Linked DNA regions of Mus musculus: region 2 is linked to region 1. Evidence: chromatin loops called from intact Hi-C (ENCODE). Cell type or tissue: left cerebral cortex. All regions are shown on one strand.

The links. Peaks named below come from ENCODE experiments on the same cell type or tissue, not always from the same donor. Only the 100,000 strongest peaks of a DNase experiment are listed, where the experiment ranks them.
Region 2: it touches region 1 in a loop (2.7-fold over the local background); 7 of 42 quality-filtered maps call a loop at or near these places.

Annotation. Positions count from the first base shown.
Region 1 is chr19:60,577,806-60,582,805 of GRCm38, reverse strand. Cacul1 (CDK2 associated, cullin domain 1) reads left to right here and starts at 1,783. Exons shown (of 9, transcript NM_030197.2): 1 at 1,783-2,478. The coding sequence starts at 2,088. In left cerebral cortex, no CTCF peak of the experiment used is centred here; DNase peaks (open chromatin) are centred at 1,709, 2,383 and 3,045; H3K4me3 peaks cover 2,999 bases; H3K27ac peaks cover 1,309 bases.
Region 2 is chr19:60,753,700-60,758,699 of GRCm38, reverse strand. Nanos1 (nanos C2HC-type zinc finger 1) reads right to left here and starts at 2,713. Exons shown (of 1, transcript NM_178421.3): 1 at 1-2,713. The coding sequence starts at 2,434. The coding sequence ends at 1,631. In left cerebral cortex, a CTCF peak has its summit at 2,850; DNase peaks (open chromatin) are centred at 1,891 and 2,805; H3K4me3 peaks cover 2,866 bases; H3K27ac peaks cover 1,607 bases.

The DNA of each region.
Region 1 (5,000 bases):
AATAGCTACCAGAACTCCTTGAGGTCTAATTTAATAATTGCTCACAAAGTTCTAAATAAAAATCAACCACGTATCGAATGCCCATTCACCTTCCCTTCTGTTTCTTACCCATGGCCACCTAAATAGACTCTATCAAAGATTTCTCTGGCTCAGCCTGTTATGCTTTTCCACGTTAATGAAAGCTTGTTATATATGGAGTATCTTAACAAAATACACATGAACAGTTCAGTATTTAACAGTGTGCTGGGAAAAACTCCTTAGAGTAGGGCCTTCTAGGAAAGTTTACTATAATTGTACCAATCTCATCAGTTCTAAAAGTTTTCATAGTCACTTTCAGATTGATGAGTTGATAAAAGATTAACACAGTGGGGACTTACCAGTTATCCTTCAGTTAATGGTTTCTGTGATGGCTATTTCTGGTTTGTCAATTTGACTACACCTGGAATGAACTACAATCCAGAAATGGAGGGAACACCTGCAATCCCGATCTTGAAGCTGGAAGACACCCAGGTCTTGACATGGGATGACACACACTTTTGATCTAGAACTTGAGGCACAGTGCCCAGGAAAAGCTTAGGCCCAGACAAGATGGTATACACATTTAATCCCAGGAGACAGAGGCAAGCATATCTCTGAGTTCAAGCCCAGCCTGAGACAGAGCAAGTTCCATTAAACAAAAGCTTAGGTCCAGGCATGGTGGTACACATCTTTAATCTGGGCCGCACCTTCTGCTGGAGGTCTACATAAGGACAATGGAAAAAGCATTCATTCTTTGCCTGCTTGCACTTGCCAACACATCTGTTGGAACCTATTTCTTCAGGATTCTAGTTTATACAGAAGACCAGCTGACTTAGCCTGGTGGGATTGAGCAACTACTTAGATTCTTAGAGCTCCCCATCACAGCTGGCCATTGCTAAGTTAGCTGGACTGCAGACTGTCATTCATCCCAATAATTTCTCTTAATACATAGAGACATTCCATAAGTTCTGTGACTCTAGAGAACCCTAATAGTTTCTAACTGCACAGTGGTCAGAGAATGTGGTTATGTCAGTCCTCAGACATGCAGAGACACTTGCTTAGAGACACAGTATGTTTATCTTTTGTAAATGTTTCACATACTCTGGGAAGGAATGTATATTGTGCAATTTCTGAATCAATATTCTGTCCTTCTTAGTTTGGGATACCTAGGGCTAAAAAACGGCACACACCAACAGTCTACCCTTTGGAGTCTGTACCCAGGGCCTACTGCCACACTGTCCTTTCATTCCCCAAGCAAAGGCTCAGGCTGCGAGGTCAAGGTCTGGGTGGCAAAAAGCCTGTGTCGGTGGGGGACCCTCACTATGGAAAGGTTAGCCAGCATGGGGTATGAAGGGACACTCAGAAGGCTGAGGAAAGAGGACTGCTTGGAGTTAGTTGGAGCCCAGTTTGGAGTACAAAAAGAAAAAAGAAAAGACGAAAAGACTAAAAAAGAAAAGGGAAGGGGGCTGTTAAACATAAGAGCGTTGGTGCGCCGTTTTTGGGTCCACTCTCGGGCACACCCAGACTAGTTGTGGCAACAAGTTAGAGAATGCGCGTGCGCAGACCAAAGTCCTTTATCACGTAATGTCGGCCGGGGGCGGGGCCAGCGAATCCGGGTCTGGACACCTGGTCTAAACTGATGGGGAGGGGGGAGTGGGGAGGGGAGGGAGAGGGAATCGCGCCGCTGGGTGCATTCGCCTTGAGGTGACTCATAGCTCCCGCCCCCTTTTCGCCCAGCTTTCTCCAGGCCGTCCCTCGCATCACGTGCCTTCCTGGCCGCTCCCCCAGAGCCCTTTCCAAAGGCCAGAAGAAACTGCTGTAAAATGTCGTGAGGGACGTCAGCCCTTTGCGGCTGCCTCTCAGAACCAGACCCCGGGAGTGCCCACCTCAGTCAGCGGTTCCTCCGGCGGAGTCGTCTTGACGGAGGGCGAAAGCGCTCGGTGCGCCACTGGATTTTCCGCCGCACCCGCGAGGGCTCCGGGCGATGTGAACTCGAGGCGGCTTCTGCGCTCCCAGGCCCGGGGGCTGAGGTGGGCGGGCAGGTGCCTGGGAAGCCGCGGCCCGGCGGGATGGAGGAGAGCATGGAGGAGGAGGAAATGCTCACCTACGAGGCAATGATGGACGACCAGAATCACAACAACTGGGAGGCCGCCGCGGACAGTTTCCGCCAGCCTCCGCCGGCCCCGCCGCTGCCCCCGCCGCCGCCGCCGCGGCCCTCGTCGTCCATCCCGGATCCAGGCCGAGAACTCCCGGGGGGACAGCTGCTGGCTGTGCACGCGGGCTCCATGGAGAGGAAGGGTCCTAAGGAAGGGCTCCCGATGGGGCCTCCGCCCTTGCCGGAACCAAACGGGGTGATCATGATGTTGAAGAGCTGCGACGCAGCCGCCGCGGTGGCCAAGACGGCCCCTGCCCCCACCTCCAGCTCCACTATCAACATCAACACCTCCACCTCCAAGTTCCGTGAGTCTGTCCCTCCTCCACGACCCCACCCCCACCCCCCAGCCAGGCTTCTCCACACCAGCTCGTGGAATCCCCCCGCCCTGAGAGTAACTCCACTTCCTTTGTTCCAGGCTTAGTTCTCTTTCCTTCTCTTAACCCTCCCACCCTGATTCGGTGTCTGCGGCCAGTATCCGGCCAGCCAGCCAGTGTTGCCTGTTACACCTGCGCAGCCTCAGCTTATGCTTTAGAAAAGATCTTTAATACTCCTGATCATCTCTCAACATTAGTAAGCTCTTCTCTAGGGTGTCCCCTTCAAAGTTTCACCTTACAGAGCGAGAGGGAAAAGTAAGGCGGTCTTGAATTTCGTTAGAGGCCTTTCGTCTTTTTTTTTCAACCAGAGAGCAAAGAAATGTGTTCTTGTATTCTTTGCCGCTGTACTTTTAGCAAATCGGGCTTCTGAACGTTGGTCTCTAGCAACTCTTTGTTCTCTGTGAGTTTTTGCATCCTGTCAGGGAATTCTTAGTTACTTCTACTATGTAGTGGGAACTGCTACAAGTCTTTGAAGTTGATGTGTAAAATCACGTTCCAGAGAAGCGGTTCAGCAAGTGACTGTAACCAGGATCCTACCGCAGGTTGAACTTTTTAGCGGTCTGCCTTGAAATTCACTTGCAGATAGAAGATAAAAACTGACCCCAAAATGTTCACAATCAGGCAGTGTGCTTCCATAGCTAGGTAAAGAATAAGGTAGTAGTGCTTTTTAGTTCAGAGTGGTGGTGACAGTGTAAAAGGAACGTGGTGGCCAGGTCCTTGTTAGCTGCAAATTTAGAATGGCATCTCCTAATGTAACTGGAGATTTTATTTCTAGTTAAGTTTTATTAAGCTATAACAGTAATTGCCCACCTAGCTGTTGAAATTTTTTTTTGTCCTGATGCAGATAGTCACAACCTTAGAAAAAAGTATTTATGGGACTAGCACACATTACTTATTTGCCTTCAAGATACTGCTTTAGGCAGACACTTTGGTGTGGGTGTAGAAAGGAACTTTTGTTTATGATTATTCCCTGTTAGACATACACATGACAGTCATTTACACAATGCAGTTTGTATGTTGATTAAGTTGTGAAACTAGACTTTATAGTTGCAGTGTGATTTACCTTAAATGCTGAAGACAGTTTGGATTAATGCTTAAGTAGACTTTCTTTGATGAGTTAAGAAATGAACATTAAGAGCAGAAGTCGTCATCAGCTAAGCTCAGAGCAAAAGAATTTGCCACACTTAAAGGTTATTTCTTGAAAAGATTAATAAAGGGAGTTAGGAATGCAGCCAGGTTGAAAGAGTGCTTGTCTAGCAGTCAGGAAGCCCCAGATTTGATCCCAGCAACTTATAAAACCTGACCTGGTGGCTCACAGCTGCAATCCCAGCACTCTGGAGGTAGAGGCAGGATGATCAAGAATTTCATCTTCCTTAGCTGCATATCCTGTTAAAGGCCAGCCTGTGATATGTGAGACCCTGTCACAAAACAAAACAAAAAGGCTAGGAAGCTAAGACCTGTTAAAGATTGGTCAAGGGGAAAAGTTGCAAATAAATGAAAAATAAAAATAGAATATTAGATTTTATTATATGGTAATAAATTTGAAAAGGTAAATGAAATATATGATAGTTAGGGAACTATTAACTCAGAAGTTATCTAAGTTATCTAAGCATGGATGGACTAAGCTGAGACTAGTAGTAGTGCTAGTAGTGATGAAGACTTTCCCTTTCAAATCTCTTGGTCCAGATATTCTTGTATACAAGCTCCATTTCATTTCCATAACCTTTTCTTTTTATAAATTCTGGAATGTAGGGCACAGAAGCAAGACAAAACTAAAACCCCAAGTCCATTTTATAGGTTTAGTGAAATATTGATTTAAAACTAGGTAAGATTATAGTTGTGTTAACACCTGTTAGCATAGAAATGAAAATCCTGTATACTATTAGCTCATCAGATCTAACTATGTCAAAAGAATTGTGATTCACGGTTTGTCCAAGTTTTTTTTCGATATATTGCTGTGATTTATCTCAGTAGGTTGGAAAAAAGTCACGACTTGATAACTTTTTTAAATGCCAATATCCAGTACCTAGTTGATATTGTGGTACTTGATACAAGGATAACTTAGTAATTCAGAGAGTGCAGGATAACTATTTAAAAGTCAATACCTGTAGCTAATAGGAATAATAATGGAGACATTTTCAGTATAGTCACTATAAGATGGTAACTACCCATGGGTGTTCCTTAACATAATAAGAAAAGTCCTTGTTGCTTGCATGGTGGTTCACATTTTTAATTCCACCCCCCCAAATACACACACACACACACACACACCACGATCTTTTGAGTTCCAGGTCAGCCAAGGTAGACTCTGTCTCAAGAAAACAAACAAACAAGACCCCTGAAACAAACCCTTTAGAATTTGGTAATAATTTCATTTATCAAGAACCACTGAAACCAAAAGAAAAACACAATGTAGATGGATTGTTAGGTTGAAGACCAGCCTAGAAAAGATA
Region 2 (5,000 bases), 180 kb before region 1:
CTTGGGAAATATCTGATGGGATTACAGCAATCTGACTTGATTTTGCTTTTGACATTGAGAATACCTTTTTGAAAAGGCAGATTAGCTAGAGGATGTGAATTTATGTTGACTTGAAAAACTTCACCTCAAAACAAGTAGTATATTTTCTAGCAAAATAACAACGTTTTATTACATTCAGGCCTAGGCCCAGTGAATGTGGGGCTATAACTAACAGGGATAGTTTTCTTCCTTGTGAAGAAAGTCCTCCCTTTTACCAATAGGGCTAACAGCTGTATTTTCACACCAGCCTCTTTTTATACAGAAAGTAAGTTTGCTGTAAAGTTGCTACTTAATACGAAAGGCAGTCTAGCCTAACTCCCAGTATTCCTAGCTAAATCTGACTATTGCAAACATTATATACTTAAACTCTTGGCTGGTATTAGCAGATAGTGGTGTTGATGCATGGCTGAATTTATCTTAATTCACCTTTACCTTTGCCTCTTCTGTCTAGATGGTAGGTAGTTTTGTGCCATATTCCAGCACTCACTATGATAGATTTACAGGAGTACTGGAAAGAGGAACTTTGCATGAAGATCTTTTGGGGTTCTGGAAGCAGACAAGGGTCTCAGTAATAGTGGAACCACCAAGAGGGAGTTAATGAGACAGACTTGAAGTGGTTTATTCTGGCACACCCTCTGTAAATTGAAAGGCAAACAGCCCAGAGTAGAACCTTTTGGAACTCGAGTTATTGCATTATAGTTCCCCATTTTCTATTTAGGAACCCTGAACTTGAGCAATCAAGGTGGGTTAACACTGCTCTAAATAGGTTTCCTCCTTTCTGAGGAGGAAATGTCTTAGCATCAGACACAAAGAATTGGACCATCGGGGTAGTGCATAGAGAAAATGCTAAGCAGGAGTTACTGGGGAGATTAATGGATTCATAATACTGTCACTGTATAAATACACGTCTCTCAAACAGCACCGTTTCCAAATATGTACACGATATGATTAAGCCTTGGCACAGTTAATTTTAAGGATTGGAAAGACTACTTGCTAATTCAGAATATCTGATGCATAAAAGGATAAGGAACTGTATTCTACCTGCTACAGATTGTGCCTTTAAGCCTCCCATCTAGGACAGAAACAAGCCACGAGGAAGAACACCCTCTCAATACTGGGAAGTGCACTAAGTTGCTTTACCTGCAATTAGAATGACAAACTAAAATAAATTAATTGCATCAAACAATAAAAGTCATTTTGCCGACATTCCATACAATTGTTAGTTTTACACTCAGTTCAGAGGCTATTAAAAATACTTTAGACGTTATAAAGTGCCTCCATTCATAAAACGAAACATCCAAGATGAGAGACAATTTCATACGGTTGCGCACCTAAACTAGGCCGACGTATACAGTAAACAGCGCCTCATTCACCGCAACTCAACCGGTGGTACACCCGCTCAGCCCTCACCGTTCTGGATGCGCGTTTTAGAAACTAGGGACAAAATTCAAGATTTCAACGTCAGAGACCGACCACTCCACAAGAAAGTGCTGCGCTCCTGCGGCTTCCGTAAAATCAAGACGACTTCCCAAATTGAGGCAAGGGAGAGGAGCGCAGGTTTCAGGTGTACACAGCTTGATGCAGCCCGCTCCTAGCGCAGCTTCTTGCTGGGCAGGCTGTCCCTGTTGCTGCGCGGCGGCGGGCGGACGGTGGGCGGTGGCACTTTGGAGAGCGGGCAATACTTGATGGTATGTGCGTTGTCGCCGCTGGCGCCGCACAGGGGGCACGTGTAGCGGCGCAAGACCGGGCACAGCACCCGGCCGTCCGGGCCCTTGAGGATGTGTGTGGTGTAGAGCGCCACCGCCTCCTTGTTGTTCCGGCAAAACACACACACCTGAAGCTCCGGTTTCAGCAGACGTGCGGCGGTCGCCCCGGAAGCCGCGTGCAGACGAGGCTCGGCAGCCCACGCAGGGCTTGGCTCTTCGCGCGGCGTCACTTCGGCCGTGGATGCGGCGGCGGCGGTGGTGGAGGCGGTGGGCGCGCAGCCCAGCAGAACCGCGGCGGCGCGCCCTGCAAACGGGTTCAGCTCAGCGAAGCGCTCCTCCAGCAACCCGGGCTCAGCGGGGCCGGCACACAGCTCTAGTGCGCGCAGTTCCAACGCACCGCCCAGGTAGCGGCCCCCGGCCTCCGGCTCTTCGCCGTCATCGTCTTCATCGTCCTCGGGCGGCCCCATCGTGGGCCCCGCCGCCGTGGGCCCGGGCCCCTCATGCGGGGAGCCGCGGTCGCTAGCCCTGGTGATGAGCGTGGCAAGCCCCAGGTAGTCGTTCCAGGAGCTGAAGGGCTGCGGGTGCACCGGGCCCGAGGCGCTCACGTAGCGGGCGCTGGGCACGAGCGCCATAGGCGCGGGGGCGCGGGCGCGGCGGGGCGAGCGTGGCGCCCAAGGGAAAGCCTCCATGGGCCGGCAGCGGGCCGCGCGCCTCCCCGCCGCCGCCGCCGGCAAGGGCCAGACGGAAGGGACGCAGGAGCTTGCCCGCCGGCCTGCCGTGGGGTAGGGCAGCCTTGCTTCCTTTTATCGCTCCCGCTTTCTCCTGTGCCCCTCCTCGCTGTCTCGGCCCTGCCCCCTGCGATCCTCCGCCCGGGCCACTGCGCCCGCGCCCCCGGACGGAGGCGGAGCGGAGGCGGGCGCGCGCTCTTCTCCAGCCCCGCGCGTTTCCTGCGCCCCGTGCGCTGCGCCCACCTCACCAGCTGCGGGGCGCCTGGCATCCTGCGAGGGGGCGGGTGAGGCGCCGCCTCGGGCCCTGGCGCTCAATGGCTGCGGACCTGACTCCGCGGGCGCCGGTCGGGACGCTGATTGGTGGCGATCGGGGAAGGGGCGGGCGGCGCTTGCTGGGAGGGAATGGCTGTGCAGAAAGCGACTGAATGAGGCGGTGGCTGGGGCTTGCTTTTGCACGAGCGTGGAGACCTCAGCCGGTAACCCAGCTTGGGTTTTTGTTTTTGTTTTTTTCACTGCGGGGTATTGAGGATGCCAATGGCACAGATCGCAATGAAGCAACTGGGATGCACTTGCATCCACTTGCAGGTTTGGCTGGACCGGGTTTATGGTTTGAAGCTACCACTTTCCTTTTTATCATCATCAGCAAGAAAAGCTGGGGGAGGCAAGGCTAGGCGCTAGCTCCCATCAGAGCCCAGCTAAAGACCCAGTGACTTCAGTTGGCACAGCGCTCTGGAGCACTTTCCACAGGGTGAAGTCCTCCCACAAACTTTGAGGCTCAGGGAGGAAGCTCACGATTTATATAGTTTATATGGTAGTGAGTAGTGGAGGATCAAAACAGGTCCAACAGGTGTTCAGAAATTGGGGCCGTAGGCTGTTCACTTACTTAGGTTAGGTGGAGGCTACAACTGGGCTAGAAATTCTTACTACGGACCAGTTTGTGTGAAGCTCCTCTTCAGGGTGCTTATATGGAAATCTAGGGTCTGTGGAACTTGAAAAACAGCATATTCAATGCTTTGAAACAGATAACATTTTCTCTTTTTGGTAAAACCCTGGAAAATAAAGGACTTACTAGGAGGGAAAGAAGTAGTCTTGCTCTTCCCTGGAAAAGAAGCAACTTAAAGTGATAAACACCAACAACCTCAAAAAATAATTTGAAACTAGGAAAAGACACCGAGGACTCTTCTGGAATGTGACCTAGGATGAGGGTCAGAAAATGCTCTGCAGAGGAGAGGGCTGATCTAGCTTTCCCACTCTGTACCGTACAGTGTCAATGGAAGCAAGGTGGTAAGACCTCTCCTCTGATGCTGTGAGTTTTCTTTGGGTGGTAGGTCACATTCACATGTTTTGGCTTAGATTTTTTTTTTTTTTTTTTTTTTTACAAACCTACTTCAATAAAGGTTCTTCAACACATCAGGCTACCTTATAGCCTACCAAAGGTAGGGGAGGAAGAACGGTTAATAGGACAAGGGGGTCATGGACCTGTTTAGAAGTAGTTATTCCGACCTTTGTTGTCAGGATATCAGCAGTCCAGTTCAATAGTGTCACCAAACATGAATCAGTAGCTGCAGACCAATCCAGAAGAAACCATGAGGCTCCAACAATGGGCGTGGGTCCATGGAAGTGGCAGGAAGCCGCCAAAATATGAGGGTTTTTTTTTTTTTGTTTTTGCAAGTTACTCTCTATGAAGTCACGAAAAGTGAAGATCAGCAAAGAAATCACGCCAATGTCAGAGCATTGTCAGTGAAGACCGGCATCCGCCAGCAAAGTCCAATGAAGGCCAGTAAGGCAAACCAATGCCACAGTGTGTCTGTTGGGTTATACAAAGGATGCTCAGAATTTGGTTCTGGTTTGGGTTAGGGTTAGAATGAATGTGCGGGTGAAACAGATCACTTGTAAGAGGGATCTTTGGGATCATCTAATTTAGTCTTTACAGGTGAAGAAAATGAGGACACCCCTCCCCCCACAAGAAGAGATGGAGTTCTTGAAGGTCAAACAGTGACTATGTCACGGTTAGAATCAGGACTCAAGGCAGGCGACCACCCTGAACACCACAGCACAGAAGGTTTTTTTAGGCTAAGTTTGTATTTACATCGGTGCGTAGCTGGAAAGAAGTAAGTTGGAATTGTGCGGCTTTGCTTGAGCCTATAGCCTTGTGATTTTTCCACCCAGCCTCTTTGTTCCCTGAAATACAATGACTCTGTGACTTCTTATATAAGAGTAAATGCCTACACCAATAATTTTGGCTTGTTTCTCGACTAGCTCATAACCTGTTCATTGTAGTCTAACTCCTCAGTCTCACGCAACTGTCTCCTTCAGTGTTCTGGGGCGGATCTCCTCATTTATTTTATTCTGTGAATGTCACGTGGCTGCTTATTTCTCAGTTTCATGCATCTGTGTCCTCCAAGTTTGGGGCAAATCTCCCGTGCCTAAATCTTTCCCAGAACTCAACTCTTTTCTTTCTTTCCTTTCTCTCTCTCTCTCTCTCTCTCTCTCTCTCTCTCTCTCTCTCTCTCTCTCTCTCTCTCTC